Linked DNA regions of Homo sapiens: all the other regions are linked to region 4. Evidence: chromatin contacts called from ENCODE Hi-C or POLR2A ChIA-PET data. All regions are on one chromosome and are shown on one strand. The core of a region is the stretch at or near the end of the contact, and the rest is flanking DNA. Distances in the headings are between cores, read along the strand shown.

Region 1 (3,489 bases), core at 197-2,696, 140 kb before region 4:
TTGGTGTTTGGCACTTCATTAAAAAAAATAGTGTTTTCTACTATATTTGTCGTGATATCCAAAAATTCCCCACAAAAAATAAAAAGTCTTTTCTGACTAGTTATTTTCTACTTCTTCTATGGATTTAAATCGTTTTAGTCTACTAGCTTATAAAAATGAGTATTTTCCCTTGAAACAATTTTTATGTGCTTTTGGCTAAATGCATAGTTTACAAATAGACTGCAGATGAGCTAAAGATAAAGAGAACTGTTATCTTCATAATAATAATAGAAGTGCTTCCTGGTAAAATTTGCCCTGTAATCGTAGTCATCTTTAGAATGACTAAGGGATTGATTCTATCAAGAAGCCTATAATTGCTCAGGTCTCATCTTCAAGGTTAGGACAGACCACTAGGTTGGGTAGAAGAATATAGAGTAGTAAAGTGGAGGGGGTTTTTAAATGTTGTTTTAAACTCCCATATTTTGAAACATTTGCAAATAAATCAATTTTTAAATATAAAACAAACAAATAAAATTACAAAATTTAAATACATCAAAATGATAGAAAAAGAAAACTACTAAATACGTTAAAAATAGGTTGAATACAATGAAACTCACACCTGTACTTCATTCCATTGTCATCAGCCAGTCAAGGAAAGATACTGTGAGATCTTATGAAGCCAGCCAAAAAGAACTGCGGTTTTATTCATCAACTCTGGGCAGTGAAGCCTTTCAAGTACTGATAGGATCTGTAGCTACTGACTACATCAAATATTTTTTATCATCAGTTAACACACTGCAGAAATAATGATACCTACTTTGCATTTTCCCTATGTGTAACTTAACACAAGGTCATGAAAACTATACAACTTTGCATTTTGGAAACCAGGGTACATGTCAACAAGGGCAGGATTTCTTTTGCAGAAAACAACTAAGTTCCCTTTGCTGTTTTCATTTTGATAGGTTTTTTTCCTGAGTCCTTGCTGGAATAAAAACGATCATTTTTTTACAGTATTAGATTGGAATGAGTGGTTATATTTTTCAGAAATTTCATTGATATTTCTTACTACATTTCTTTATTTTGCTGTTTATTATGTGATGATAGTGGTTAATATTTATCAAGGGCTATATAATACCAAGCACTGTGCTATGCAATTTGCATTGATCATCTTGTTAATTTTCATACTAACTGATAAGACAGCTTTATTTTTATTCCCATTCTACACATGAAGGAAGACTCTACACATGAGTCTTGGACTTTAATGATTTGCCTGGAGTAACACAGGCAAATTCAAACCCAGGCCCTCTGGCTTCAAACCCCATGCCTTACGCTGTCTCATTGCAATATTTTCTTATGAGTGTTATGAAATTGAAACTGAAACTCAGTGATTATCACCAATATCTCCAAATTTCTAACCGGTTTCTTGCTTTCAGGGTTGTTCCTCTCAAGTTTATCCCATGCACAGCTACCACTGCGGTTTATCGAAAATGAAACCTACTCATGTCATTTCCTGCCTCACACATTTCGAGGCTTCTCCATGTTCTACAGAATAAGATCTAAGATCCTTAGCACAGCATCCAAGAGCCTCTCTGTGCAGGCCCCTGCTTCACATCCCTCAGTTCCCCCTTCCCACATTTACATTGTCACCATAGGGAACATCTTGTGCCTCCTCACACACACTCCACAGTCTTTTACCTTGTTTCTGAATCACACAAGCTATTGTTTTCTGCATGCATGGTTCTTCCCCACACTACACCAAAGCCTCTTTCCATCAGGGAAACATTTCCTATTTGTCTCCAAGAATCCTTCTCTTACCAAACATTCCCTTGCCCTCTACACTTCATTGGTTGATGCTTTCCCCTCTGCACTAGCAGAATATCCCCTAGAATTTTATTTATGACACTATATTACAGTAATAATACTAATGTCAGCATCTCCCACTAGACTATGGGTTCTTCAAAGGCAGGATAGACCTCACTCACTTTTAACTATGTATAGATCTTGGATGATGAAGAAAGAAGGCCAGTGCTGAGAGCTAGGAGAATGATCGAGTTATTAGCCCTACCTTTGGATGGTTCTCCATTACCATGTATCACTTTAGGTGCTTTTGGTTTGCTACCAAGAAAACCAAGGAGTAGAAAGAGGGAAGCGCAGTGGCTCCACTTCTCACCTGAGCCTAGTTTGAGGTCTGCAATTCCTGAGACATTACCAAGGTTCTTTTGTGTTTTCAGCTCCTGAACAGTTTGCTGTAGGTGGGACAGATCCTAAAAGAATCGTGTTAAGTGTATTAATGTTCCATCTAGTCTCAAAATAGAACCAGGAGTTAGGAAACATGTTGATCGAGGCAGTGAATCAGTGTTACTAAAAACCTTCAATTGCATCATGACTTTTTAAGAAAAATGTGAATTGAAAATGCCCATGTTTTATTTCACACCCATGGCTTTGCTCATAGTTGCCAAGACATAGATCTCAATACAACAGGCTTCCTGTTTCAATTCGAAGTAGTCTGGTAAAGAACAAAACAGTCATGTCTTGTAAGATACAGAATTATTTCTCCCTCCAATTATTTTTACAATGAAGTGTGATCTAATGCCACTGTCTCCCCTTTTGCAGACCTCACACTGTTCATTTATTTTTTGGTCTCACTAAGTCACTTGCTTCAGTGTGTCAGTTTCCTCAGGTAGAAGGCTGCCCATAATAGAACTGTTGTGGTTACTTAAAAGACAGGAAAGCAATTTTTAAAATAAAACCCTGCTGTTTTAAGCTCTTTGTAGATGTTGAGGCCAAATTATGCCTATTGACATTAACCTACCTGACTTCAATTTCAATTCATTCATTCAACAAGCAAGTATGGAATTTATGATATTACTTTAAAATGCATTGAAAGGTTTGTTGCCAAGGAACCTGCTAAATAACCTTCTAAGCTTGTTAACATGAGTAACTCCTGATTTATGTTAAATAAAAGTAATTCTTAGAACTGAAGTGTTTACTTATCTTCTTCTTTATCTGTCAAGAAATAAAAAAAATCAACCTTCAAGAGGGGGAAAAATCACAAAGTGTAAAATAATAGAAAGGGCAATAGGACCACACAATCTCAGCCATCCTCAAGATCTGAAGTCTGAAGCCTCACACCCAGATCTTCCCTGATCTCATGCCAAAGATCTAATGTATAAGCAAAAGAGGGCTAGATTGTTTAGTAAGCATTTCTATTTTGTTACAGGAAGTTCCAGATGTGAAACATCCATGGAAAAAAGAATTTAATAGCCCGGTATTTAAGTATATTCTGAGTATATTGATTTTAAAATGAACTGCTCTTTTAGATTATACGCCTCTATATATCTCATTCATGGAATAAGAAAAATTGTTACATCATTTTCCAAGAGATCAAGTATTTCAAAACCATGGGTGTATAAATGCAGTTTTGATCACATTTACACACAAATTCACACACACACACACACATACACAAACATAATTTCAAGTTAAGATACTACAACCATTCTCCACTGC
Region 2 (3,499 bases), core at 642-3,141, 180 kb before region 4:
AAACAACATTTTAAGATGAAGATATTTTAAAACAAAATATTTTTATCCAGGTTATATTTATGTTGCTGCTTGACCAAGACTGCTTACGCACTACAAGTGGTGAGTTTTCTACTGTCAGTTATTATGAGTGTGTAAGCACAAGGAATAATGTAGCCTGCACATTTTTCCACATTTATTCTTCCAGAACCTATTTTTAGGCTATTCTACAGGTAATTATCACTGTATAAACAAACTGCTTACACATCCATATAGACTGATTTACAGCAGCTACTCATTTTACCTGCCTATGTATCATGCTGTCAATATGTTCAAGATAATGTGCAGAAAGCATAAGACTGAGGAGCCAGAAAAGGCCTGAGAGGTTACATGGTCTAATGTGCTTTTTGTATAGATCAGGAAATGGATGATAAAATCACATCATCTGAGGATATGCTCACTTTTCAAATATCTTAACATACAATTAAAAGATCATGAAATAAAAAAGAACAGGTAGATCTGGGATGCTGAGAAAACCAGCACTTTGATTTAGTTTTTGCATACTACATGGGCCTTTGCACATACTGGCCCCTCTAAAATGCCCGCCCCCTCCAAGACTGATAATCGTATTTCAAAATTATATTCAAGTTAAATGTCTCTTCCATGGTTTTCTGGACTCCACTCTCAACCTTGTTAGTCATTATTACTTCCACACTTGGTGTTTGCATTATATTATGTAACGCATCAGATATATCTTGTATCCTACCTCTTTTCCGCACAGCTCCACCCTTAACTCCAGCCACTGCTACTGTGGCTATTTCCACAAGTCACAGACTAGCTTTATGCAACTGCAAATTTGCCAGCACCTCAGCTCATTCCTTTGCTGTGTATCTTTTGCTTCCTGTCCTGTGTGTCTTTGACACACAGCATGGGTCACCTATGGGAATCTACTCAGTACTTTTTCACATCTAACCTATGGAAATTAACACATATGAGAAAATGCTTTGACAGACTGGCAAAAGAGTCAAATAATACATTCTTAGCTTTTCATACCCTGAAAAGCCAGTTCTAAGATGCAATTCTAAAGGCTCCTCAGATGGACCTGCAGAACTGAGTACCAGTCACCCATAGCATAGCCAACTTGACAATGCACCCCCTACCCTGTAATGGCTTCATCTCTTCCCTGTTTTTCTTCCCTTGTTTCTCATTACTGCTTCCTTTGATCACTTCCCAATTTAAGCCACCTGCATGTAAGCCATTTCTCAATAGGAAATTGCAGCAACTCAATAGAGACAGGACTATGATAACAGATTTTTCAGAAATGAAATCTGTTGCCTACCTGATAAAGACCTCTGCCTAAGTGGAATATATAAGCAGAGTATAAGGGAAATGTTGAATGGATGATGGAAGAAAAAAATATGATGATAAGCCTTGGTCTAATAACAGGATACAGTTCTAGAAACTGTAGTCATTATGCATATTTTGTGTTGATTGATTATTTTTCTCCCCTCTCCCTGATACTTTGTGTGAGAGGTTTGTGTGATGGGGGAGAATGCTACAATTTAAGTTCCAGTTGAAGTTAATGTGTGACTGACATCATTCCATCACTATCTGGTAGGGATTTTGTGTCTCCTTGGTGTTAGGAATGACAACATCTTCATCTTCTAAATAATGGGCAAGAATAGATGCTTTGTGGACAAAGCAATGGAATGTGCCAGTCTCTATCTATTTCCTCACTTAGATCCATTCTCCACTCTTTTCTTCCCCTCTCTGTATTAAGTAGGCTGCTCTTAATGAATTGCACTTTGAGAACTCCCTAATGGCTGACTTCCAGTTGGATTTGACAAGCAGATGGGCCAGCAGGGGATTGGAAGGCAGAAGAAGAAAAATGTTGGGACATTTCTTTCCTGACCTCTCTCTGCTTGGCACTATTATCTCTGGTGGCAGCTGTGTCCCTTCCAATCACAACTCCCACTGGGATCTGGTCACTCTATGTCCTCCTCTGTTCCCAAAGAAACAATTGCTTCTCATTGTTACTAGTCTAAGTGACAAATTGTGCCTTGTTTGTCCTCTTAAGCCTGCTTCCCCTTATACTATTGAAGTCTCTTCATTTGAGTTCTATGAATGAACTCTGGTTTTTGCCAAGACCCTGGCTGATTTACACACACACTTGTTTTCACACATGCGCATGTGCACACACACAGACACACACAGATGCCAAGACACAGAACACTCTCATTTCAATGAAGATGACTCATCTATGACTCATTCTATGAAGAATAATAGTAGTTAAATATGTCATAAGAACAAAAGAGGAAAAGACAATGAGGAACTAGGACAATTTACAATTTATTTTAATAAAAGCTGCTAGCCATTTTAAATCATGTTTAAATCAAATCTCCTATTCCATTAAAAAGTTTTATAGCGATAGCAAACATTTTATTATTTTGAGAGTCACATCTTTCTCTTTTCTAGGCCTCCTTTACAGAGAGAATAAAAATTATATAGTGGCTATAAAATAATAGAAGGTAGAAAATGTGAGATGTAAGTCCAATAAGCTACTGGATAATTCCAATTAGACTTTAAAACTATCCTTTTCCAATACTATTCTTCTCCTTCACCTTCTTTTCTCTAGGTAAATCCTTGCACGACACTTGTTTCTTTCACCATCTTTCCTGCCTGTCCATGTTCCTAGTGTACCCTTTCATTTATCTCTTTATATTGGGGTCCCATACTCCTAAATTACATAATTTATATACATTGCAGGACACATGGGCACAGTAGCTGGTATGACAAAATTGAAATGCCAGTTTATACTTAATTTTAAAATGCTTATTTCATGATATATTATGAAGGGAGCTAAGCATGCCTTAATATGACTTTGTTTATCCCTAAGACTAAATCACAAACGATTATGGTGTTTAACAAAGTTTGGTGATGGCACAGGTTCACAAGCCCACTCTTCATTTCATATTTATCCCCCACATCAATATATCCCTCTGGAAATCACAAGAAGAAACAGTCTTCTGAGGAAAGTCTGTTCATCATCATTCACATTAACTTCATCTGCAAAGAGGGTAGTAAAAGACATCTCCTTTTCTTGTTCTAATTCTAATACTCAATCAGCATCCATTTCATGTTTGAATGTCTACTTGTTTTTGAAAACTTGACTTCAATGTTTTGGGGTCCATGGTGGATATCTGCCATTTCTTTTATGGACACATGACATGGGCACCATTAAACTGGTAACTCTCATCCCTGACTCTGAACTGGGAGGTAGTAAGTAACTGAAAAGGATTCTCTCTGAAGCAGGAAGACAAAGTTCTTGGGCCAACAGTGCAGAGGTCTGGGTGGCAGCATCCAACAGTCAGTGCCAGCGGGATTGGCACTGCAAGCTAAAGTGTCCAGTGCTCAGAGGAAGTTACTGCAGCTTCCTCACTGAACCAGTCTGTGACAAGACTGTGAGTATTTTTCCAGGTCACACAGCCACCAAGCACATGGTTCTCTATTTCTCCTAGAAATT
Region 3 (3,435 bases), core at 414-2,913, 190 kb after region 4:
AGCTCTTCCCTCATTCAGGGCCATTTTTTCCACTTTTTCTTTTAAAAATCAAATATTTTCTGTCAAGCAGTGCTTTAGACATTGAGGATACAGCAAGAACAAAAGAGACAAAGTTCTGTTGCCAGGAAATTTTAATTCTGGTAGAAGAGACAAATTATAAATGAATGAAAGATAATACTCCATCAGGCCATGATCAATCCCTAGAAGAAAAGGTTAAGGAAGGCTATTTAGATTGTATGATAGAGGAGGTCTCAGGTAAGGTAGCATTTGAATGATTGAGGACGTGAAACTTGAGACAGAATGTGCTTGGTTAGAGGCCTCTTCCTCCATGTGAGGACCCAGTGAGAATGGGCTGTGCCTAAGAACCAGAAAGTGAGCCCTTAGCAGGCACCAAATCTGCTGGCACCTGGATCCTGGACTTCTCAGCCTCCATACTGTGAGAAATAAATATTTGTTGTTTGGAAACCACTCAGTCTATGGTATTTGTTATAGCAGCTTGAATGGGGTGATAGCCTAGCTAACGGGGAAGCCAGGAGAGTAGCAACAGGGGTCTATATTCATTAGGTCCAAAATCTTTACAGAAATTGCATGGTTCATTGAAGTAAAATTGTGCGAGCTCACAAATAAATGCAAATCCCTTCACTGTTATATAGAATTACACAGGCTCATTACAGAAATTCAGGTTGTCTCATTTGTAATCATTTGACACCTCTGAAATTTTGATTAATCTGAGCTTTTAAAGAGGAATGATGTTACCAGTTTGGAGAATATTAAAGAGTGAGAAAGAGAAAAGCAGTCCCTGACATACAGAGAACCTGGTCTGATGCTCGCAGCTGGACCATGTTATTTTCCTGTTGGACATACACTGTCTCACAGGACATCAACAGCAGACAGGGCGGTGCTAGTCTATGATAAGGTAAGACAAAAAACGGCTGTGTGCAACCACCAAAATACCACTCTCCTCCCTCTCTTGGCTAAAATGAGGAACTGCTACTGCTTTACCAGTTACAGTTTTATCCTTACTCTAGCCAGGCCTCCTTTTGACTGAGATAGCCATCGTAAAATTGCTCTACTTCCTGACAGAAACCAATTCAGAACAAAGTCCATTTCCTTAGACCCTCTCCAAAATTACCCAAAGCTCTACCTCTATTATAGGTTTTTCTAACACCTTCTTACTGAGATACCCCATGGTTTTCCATGGTGTGTATACTCCCTCTCTGCAATGAGTGCAAAATGCAATTTGTTCAACTACAGGTACATTTCTAGGGTCTTTGGTGAAAGGGTATTGACAGGAATTAGGGTTGAAGAGTATGGTGCTATGGAGACCCATGGTTCATCTTAAGGAAAACCAATAGCTTGAACTTATAAATCTTCCCCTCCTCCATACCCCAATTGCTTTATAATCTAATAAGAGCCATACTTACTGATAGGAAAGTTAGGCAACTTTGGAACTTCAAAGCAAAATTCTGAACTTAATGGTGTTATAAATCTGGAACTATCATAGGAGGGGTCAAGGTCCCTGGAAAAAGAAAGCATCAAAATCCTCCTCTTGACCTGTGCAATAAATGGATTTTAATGGTGTCCTAAGTGGCAGAACTAAGAGGAAACTAGAGAAGTTGATGCAATACTCAATTACAAAATGTTTCAAAAAGTTTCCCTCTATGAGTCAGTCTCATGATGGAATACTGCCAAATGCTCAAGCATGACAGACACTATGTGACCAATACATTTCTAAAGATTATTCAAGCTTGGTAAGTGAGTGTAGCTCACTGGTAGACAGGTGCCTCTCATGTACAAGGCCCTGAGTTTGACTCCCAGCACCTCCAACCATTAATTTCTTAGTCCTCAGCACCACTCATCGGTAAAGATTATTCTGGCTAATGGAACTTTTCTCCACTTTAATTTATCTGAGGTCTAAAAAGGGCCATCTATATTATGAGTATAAAACCTGATACTGGTAACACTGAGTAAATACATTTTCAAAAAAGTTACCATCTAAAAATGCCATTTAGGAAATAAAATCCTTTAAAACATATGGCATCTGGACAAAACCAAGAGTGCCAACTAATGGTTAAATGAGATAGGAATTTTTGTACTAAAAAGTCAAGACAAGCCAGGATTGGGAAGGAATAAAGATCCAGTGAGTGTGATCTCATACTCATCCAACTGTGCTCAATAATGCTATAGGATTCTAATGAAGGATCTGATGAGAAATCACTGACAACAAATGCTATTGTTCCCAAGGCCAATGTAGGTCATGTTTTACATGTATATTCATTATATAAATACTTGGTGCCAGTTAGTGTAGGCCATTTAAGAAAGATAAATTTACAAAGTAGAATTGATTGCTGATATGGTCTATCATAAATATTATATAATCCCAATCACAGTTCAAAGATTCTTCTGTTATAAAGTCTTTAATCATGGCCTTCATTTTATTTACTGTTGTGGAATAAAAAGTCCAAGTGTAATTCAGCATGTTGAGTTAACTGTTAGGATAATCAAGAGATGTGATCTCAACAGAAGTCACTGGAATCAAATCCAATACTGGACATCCTTGAGACAAAGAGAAAAAATATACAATAATCAAAAAGAGAAGTTACTTGAATCTAATTGGAATGTCTACAAGTAGGTCATTAAAACCTAAACTGTAGCATACTTTATTAATTCCTATCATTGCTTCTTGGTATCCACAGATCCTTACTTATGTTTAAATGACTTCTGTTTGGAAAAACGGACCCCCACTTCAAAAGCAAACAGCCTGAATTATTTGACCTTAAATCACAAACTGTAAATCCATTAAGTCACACCACGTCTACATTTCAATTTATTTTTGTCACTCCTATTTCATACATGATCTTATTTAGGTTTCACAATCATAAGATACAGGTATTATTATCTTCAGTCTAGAGGTGTGTGAATTGACACTTGATATTCAAGAGATGTGACCTAAGATCTTTAGGACTTCTCTAAATTTGCAAATGCCATAGTAATATTTCACTTCCCCCATAACTGCATAAAACATAACTTCAATATCATTTATGAAATAGCATTAGCACTATTTTTGTGCTGGTTGGCCCCCTGCCAGGAGGTGGCATTTTCCAGAGAGCACCAGCTGTGGTCGAATGGGGAGGAACAGGTGATAGGCGGGCCCCTAGAACTCCCAAGAGTATATGCCCTCTGCAGTGACCAAGGTGGGTAGGGAAGGACCATTAGGTGGGGGCAGGGCTAAGTGTGTCTGAGCTCAGACTCTCCTTGGCCAGGTCTTGCTACAGCTGCTGTGGGAGATTGGGGTGAGGTTCCCAGGTCAATGGAGTTACATTCCTAGGAGGATTATGACTGTCTCTGCTGTGTCATGCAGGTTTTCAGGGAAACTGGGGGAGAGCTGACAGTCACAGACCTCACCCAGCTCCACACAATCCAAAGGGCTTGTCT
Region 4 (3,729 bases), core at 856-3,355:
GGCTCATAAGATTCACTTACCACTGTTTATACAAAATAGTATAATTTCAGATATTTTAATGACAGGTTGGAGTCAACCTTCCCTTTAGTAAGCAAAAACATAACTCATGCCAGATTCCAAGCATTCTGGAAGTCAGAGCTTACACCTGCATTTCCAGGGATTCCTGGCCAATTTGTAGTTTCACCATCAACTCCCACTCTGAAGTCCTGCTTCCGTGCAATTCTTCCTCTCCCTGCTAATTGGCTCACTACCTGTCAGGACTCCTCCTTCCATATGACTTCCAATGGCCGACGCTGCTCCACTTTCCAAAAGTACCACCAATATAACTGTGTAGCAAGCACTCCCAGAAGGGGTGAGGTGACACAGAGAAATCATGGCACAAAATGGGTTGTTTTTTTTTTAATTTGAAAATGTGAATTTACTGCCTTGTCTCATCATCCACAGCCCAGTTTGCTTCATGGGCATTCCCTCTCCCACCAGGCACTCAAGCTCTCTTACTCCTCTCTGGAATGTAGTCAGGCAGCGTTTAGTAACTATATCCAGAGATGAAGTCATTGAAAAAGGTAACTGAACTTTGTAATTAATCACAGGCACAAGGTATACATCTTAAAAATATATGTACGTTTCTCTAAAGCACTAGGAATGTCATTGTGTGTGTGTGTGTATGTATATTTTTTTTTATATATTTTTTTTGAGACTGAGTCTCATTCCATCACCCAGGCTAGAGTGCAGTGACACGATCTCAGCTCACTGCAGCCTCCGCTTCCTGGGTTCAAGTGATTCTCCTGCCTCAGCCTCCTGAGTAGCTGGAATTACAGACATGCACTACCACATCCAGCTAGTTTTTGTATTTTTAGTAGAGACGGGGTTTCACCATGTTGACCAGGCTGGTCTCGAACTTCTGACCTCAAGTGATCCACCCACCTCAGCCTCCCAAAGTGCTGGGATTACAGGCATAAGCCACGCACCCGGCCTCATTGTGTATTTAAAAGCTAGTATTGAAAGTGCCACTCTGAATGTGTACTAAAGAAAGATTAAGCTATGCACATGCTACACATATAATGTATGTGTGTGTACAAATATAATGTGTGGATGCTTTTGTATGTATGTACACATATGCCAAAATGTGTATGTATACATGTCTCCACTTCATCTTTTTTTTTCTTCTTCTAATATTGCTGTGGCTTTCTATTTTGTATCTGATGGAAATCTGGAAAGACTTTCTCAAGAAAGTGAAAGAGGAATTTCTGTAAATTTAGATTGATCTTCTTTATTTATTTAGATTGATCTAGTTATTCTGTACATCATGGTTTCTGTTTTAGTGTGTATATACTACTCAGTATTTTTCCCTTCTCTGCAGGAAAAAAAATGAGTTTGTTCTCCCTCTCCTTCCTCTTATCTCTCCAGCTAATTCTCTTATTTCTTTTTTTATTCTCTCACACTGAGGTGTTTTTTGCAGACTTTATCACAACCTGACAATGTTCTCAATGTTTCCTTTGATGCTGAGTTCTTTTTAAAAGACGTATGAAATGTAAAATCTCCCTTCCTTTCCCAGATCAATATTTGAAATAAAAAGCAGGGCAAACACCTTCAAAACGAAAAGTCTCCTGTTTCCTGTTGCCTATTCCAGCAGCAGGACTTGGGTTGCTTGCCGTTTTTCCTGCTTTTCATTTCCGAGGAGGCAGGAGCACCTCAGATGCTCCAGGGAATTGTTGATTCCAGAGAGAATTGCTGATGGGTGTAGCACCCCCTGGGTGCGTGCATCGAAGCTGTGAACAAATCCCCCCTTTCCTCACTAGAGTCTCTACAGAGAAATCACCTCAGCCCATGTATTCTGTGACAGCTGAGGATGGCAAATGTGGGAGCAATGTGGGCTTCTCCTGGTGCTAAGTCTGAACACAGAGCATAGGCCTTGCCTCAAATGTTTGCAAACATCCGTGTTAATGCTCAGCACGCCACTTTACACCGAAGGAGTCACACCAGTGTGACACACGACTTCAAGACTTCTGAGGAGCTAGAAAGGAAGTTTATGTATTTGAGGCCTTTCCCTTGGCTTCACTCCATTTAGAACTGGGTGACTCAAAATGACAAATAAGGTGTAGTAATGAAGACAAAAAGCTTCTTTAAAAAAATTATTGTTAATCCACTTCTCTTTTTGACCTCTGAACAGCATTATACTAGGGAGTTTACCCAGTCCTCTCAGTGAATAAGCTTGTGCTGAAATCCTGTGTTCTCAAGCTGGCATGTTATGTTGAAATGCTTTCAAGTTACATAAACGCCCACACTTACTAAGTGCAATTCCCTAATTGAGTCACTGGGAAGCAGCAGAAGTGAGCAGCACTGTGGTCCTGTGACACAGTGACAGTACAGAGAACTGTTTCCCCAGGAGCAACTCAAGTCTCACCACCTGCTGGGCTCCCAACTGTTCATATATTCAACCTATGGTAAAGAAATACAGAAGTAGGATTGCCATTATCATCCTCAGTATCGCCTTAAACTCTTACCAGTGTATCTGAATTGCATTTGTCTGCAAAACCAGCAGGCCTGCAGGCCGATATTAGAGTCACTTTCTTTCAAGGAAAGAGGAAAGTACTCAAAATGACAGAGTAGGTATGGCAGAGGACAGTAAAGGAAAAACCTCTCTTTTCTTTTCTACATTTGGATACTAGTTAATAGGATAACTTTGGAATGAGGGAGATCAGGTTCCAACTCTTGCTCTGCTTCTTGTGTGGCCCATTTAAAAGCTAATCTTTATAAATCCCCTTATCTGTAAAAATGGGTATAATAGTTATGTGGAACTAAATGAAAATCTACCAAATGAGAAAAAGAAAGGCTAGTTGTTCCAAGCTTGCTACAGCAAGGGAGTCAGCCACCATCACTTAACATTTTAGCAGAGACTCAAAGGCACGCAGGAGAGTGGGAAAGCATTATAGTGGAAAACGGGAAGGCTTCAGCTCTGCCCTGATTGGAGGCTGTTGCATGGGGAAGCTATAAGCAGGCCAGCTAGAGGTGGGGCACCCTGCGTGATTGGTTAGGGGATGTATTTTTGATTTTCTGTGGTTGGTGTTAACTTGGAAGTGGGGCCAAAATTAGGGAAGCTGTCAGTAATTAAGTCTTGTCAGTTTGGGGCCAGTTGTTACAGAAATGATCATTTATCTTCCTGGATTGTCACTGGAGATAGCAATCTGGTTTCCTGCAAGTCTGACTTATAGCAGGCTGGCTTCCTGGATTGTTTATTACAGATAAGGGGTTGGTTTCCTGGGCAAGTTGCTACCGGTTGTAGGTCAAAGTTCTATTTTATTATTTTCATTTTTATTTCTCATTTGTAAATTCAGTTTCAATGAAGCATTCATCAGAGAGCAGTCATGTAGCAGGTGCTCAGTAAATAATATAACTCATCAAGTGTTTGAAACCACTGCTATCTGGTATGTTTTTCTTGATCTCAGTGTTGGAGTCTTGGATTAGAAATGGGCAGATGTGGAGAAGCTCAGGTTATGTTGATATATCCTGGTCATTTTCTGTGGAATTATGCCAGCGTTGGAATGGTGTAGCAGTTATAGGCCTAATACCTCTGAATTCCTTAGGAAAGTCTGAAACTGCCATCCCATTCATTTCTCTTCTAGGAACTGTTAAAGTCCAAAAGAAACTCCAGGGCTCTAGTAAGTCTTTAACATCATGTTGAGTTCAGGATGTATTCTTCTTGGAATATCAATGAGTTTAAAGGCATCT

Evidence for each region. A loop is a pair of places that touch in the nucleus more often than their neighbours do. ChIA-PET counts read pairs that join two places held with the same protein, here RNA polymerase II (POLR2A). Pooled maps may share reads with other maps.
Region 1: a loop to region 4 is called in a pooled map, with 9 times the contacts of the local background. The contact joins two enhancer-like sites. A Hi-C loop is called at or near these places in 16 of 37 single-sample maps with no recorded cell type and 14 of 50 pooled maps.
Region 2: a pooled map shows a loop between it and region 4 (2.2-fold over the local background). The contact joins two enhancer-like sites. A Hi-C loop is called at or near these places in 1 of 168 maps with a recorded cell type or tissue (PC-3) and 5 of 50 pooled maps. POLR2A ChIA-PET finds 5 or more read pairs at or near these places in 2 of 52 experiments (CD4-positive, alpha-beta T cell and PC-3).
Region 3: a map of CD14-positive monocyte shows a loop between it and region 4 (4-fold over the local background). The contact joins two enhancer-like sites. A Hi-C loop is called at or near these places in 3 of 168 maps with a recorded cell type or tissue (CD14-positive monocyte and PC-3), 1 of 37 single-sample maps with no recorded cell type and 5 of 50 pooled maps.

Annotation. Positions count from the first base shown.
Region 1 is chr12:29,102,250-29,105,738 of GRCh38, forward strand. No RefSeq gene overlaps it. Among named protein-coding and RNA genes, the nearest start is that of FAR2, 45 kb to the right of the region's middle. Within about 2 kb of position 1,447, at least 5 of the 41 ENCODE cell types and tissues checked have a DNase peak (open chromatin) inside an H3K27ac peak, as active enhancers do.
Region 2 is chr12:29,064,225-29,067,723 of GRCh38, forward strand. No RefSeq gene overlaps it. Among named protein-coding and RNA genes, the nearest start is that of FAR2, 83 kb to the right of the region's middle. Within about 2 kb of position 1,892, at least 2 of the 41 ENCODE cell types and tissues checked have a DNase peak (open chromatin) inside an H3K27ac peak, as active enhancers do.
Region 3 is chr12:29,427,213-29,430,647 of GRCh38, forward strand. The region is part of intron 1 of OVCH1-AS1 (OVCH1 antisense RNA 1); the gene reads left to right. It also overlaps a transcript of OVCH1 not described here. Among named protein-coding and RNA genes, the nearest start is that of OVCH1-AS1, 40 kb to the left of the region's middle. Within about 2 kb of position 1,664, at least 3 of the 41 ENCODE cell types and tissues checked have a DNase peak (open chromatin) inside an H3K27ac peak, as active enhancers do; they include CD14-positive monocyte, where a contact is called at or near this core.
Region 4 is chr12:29,240,131-29,243,859 of GRCh38, forward strand. The region is part of intron 1 of FAR2 (fatty acyl-CoA reductase 2); the gene reads left to right. Among named protein-coding and RNA genes, the nearest start is that of FAR2-AS1, 76 kb to the right of the region's middle. Within about 2 kb of position 2,106, at least 19 of the 41 ENCODE cell types and tissues checked have a DNase peak (open chromatin) inside an H3K27ac peak, as active enhancers do; they include CD14-positive monocyte, where a contact is called at or near this core.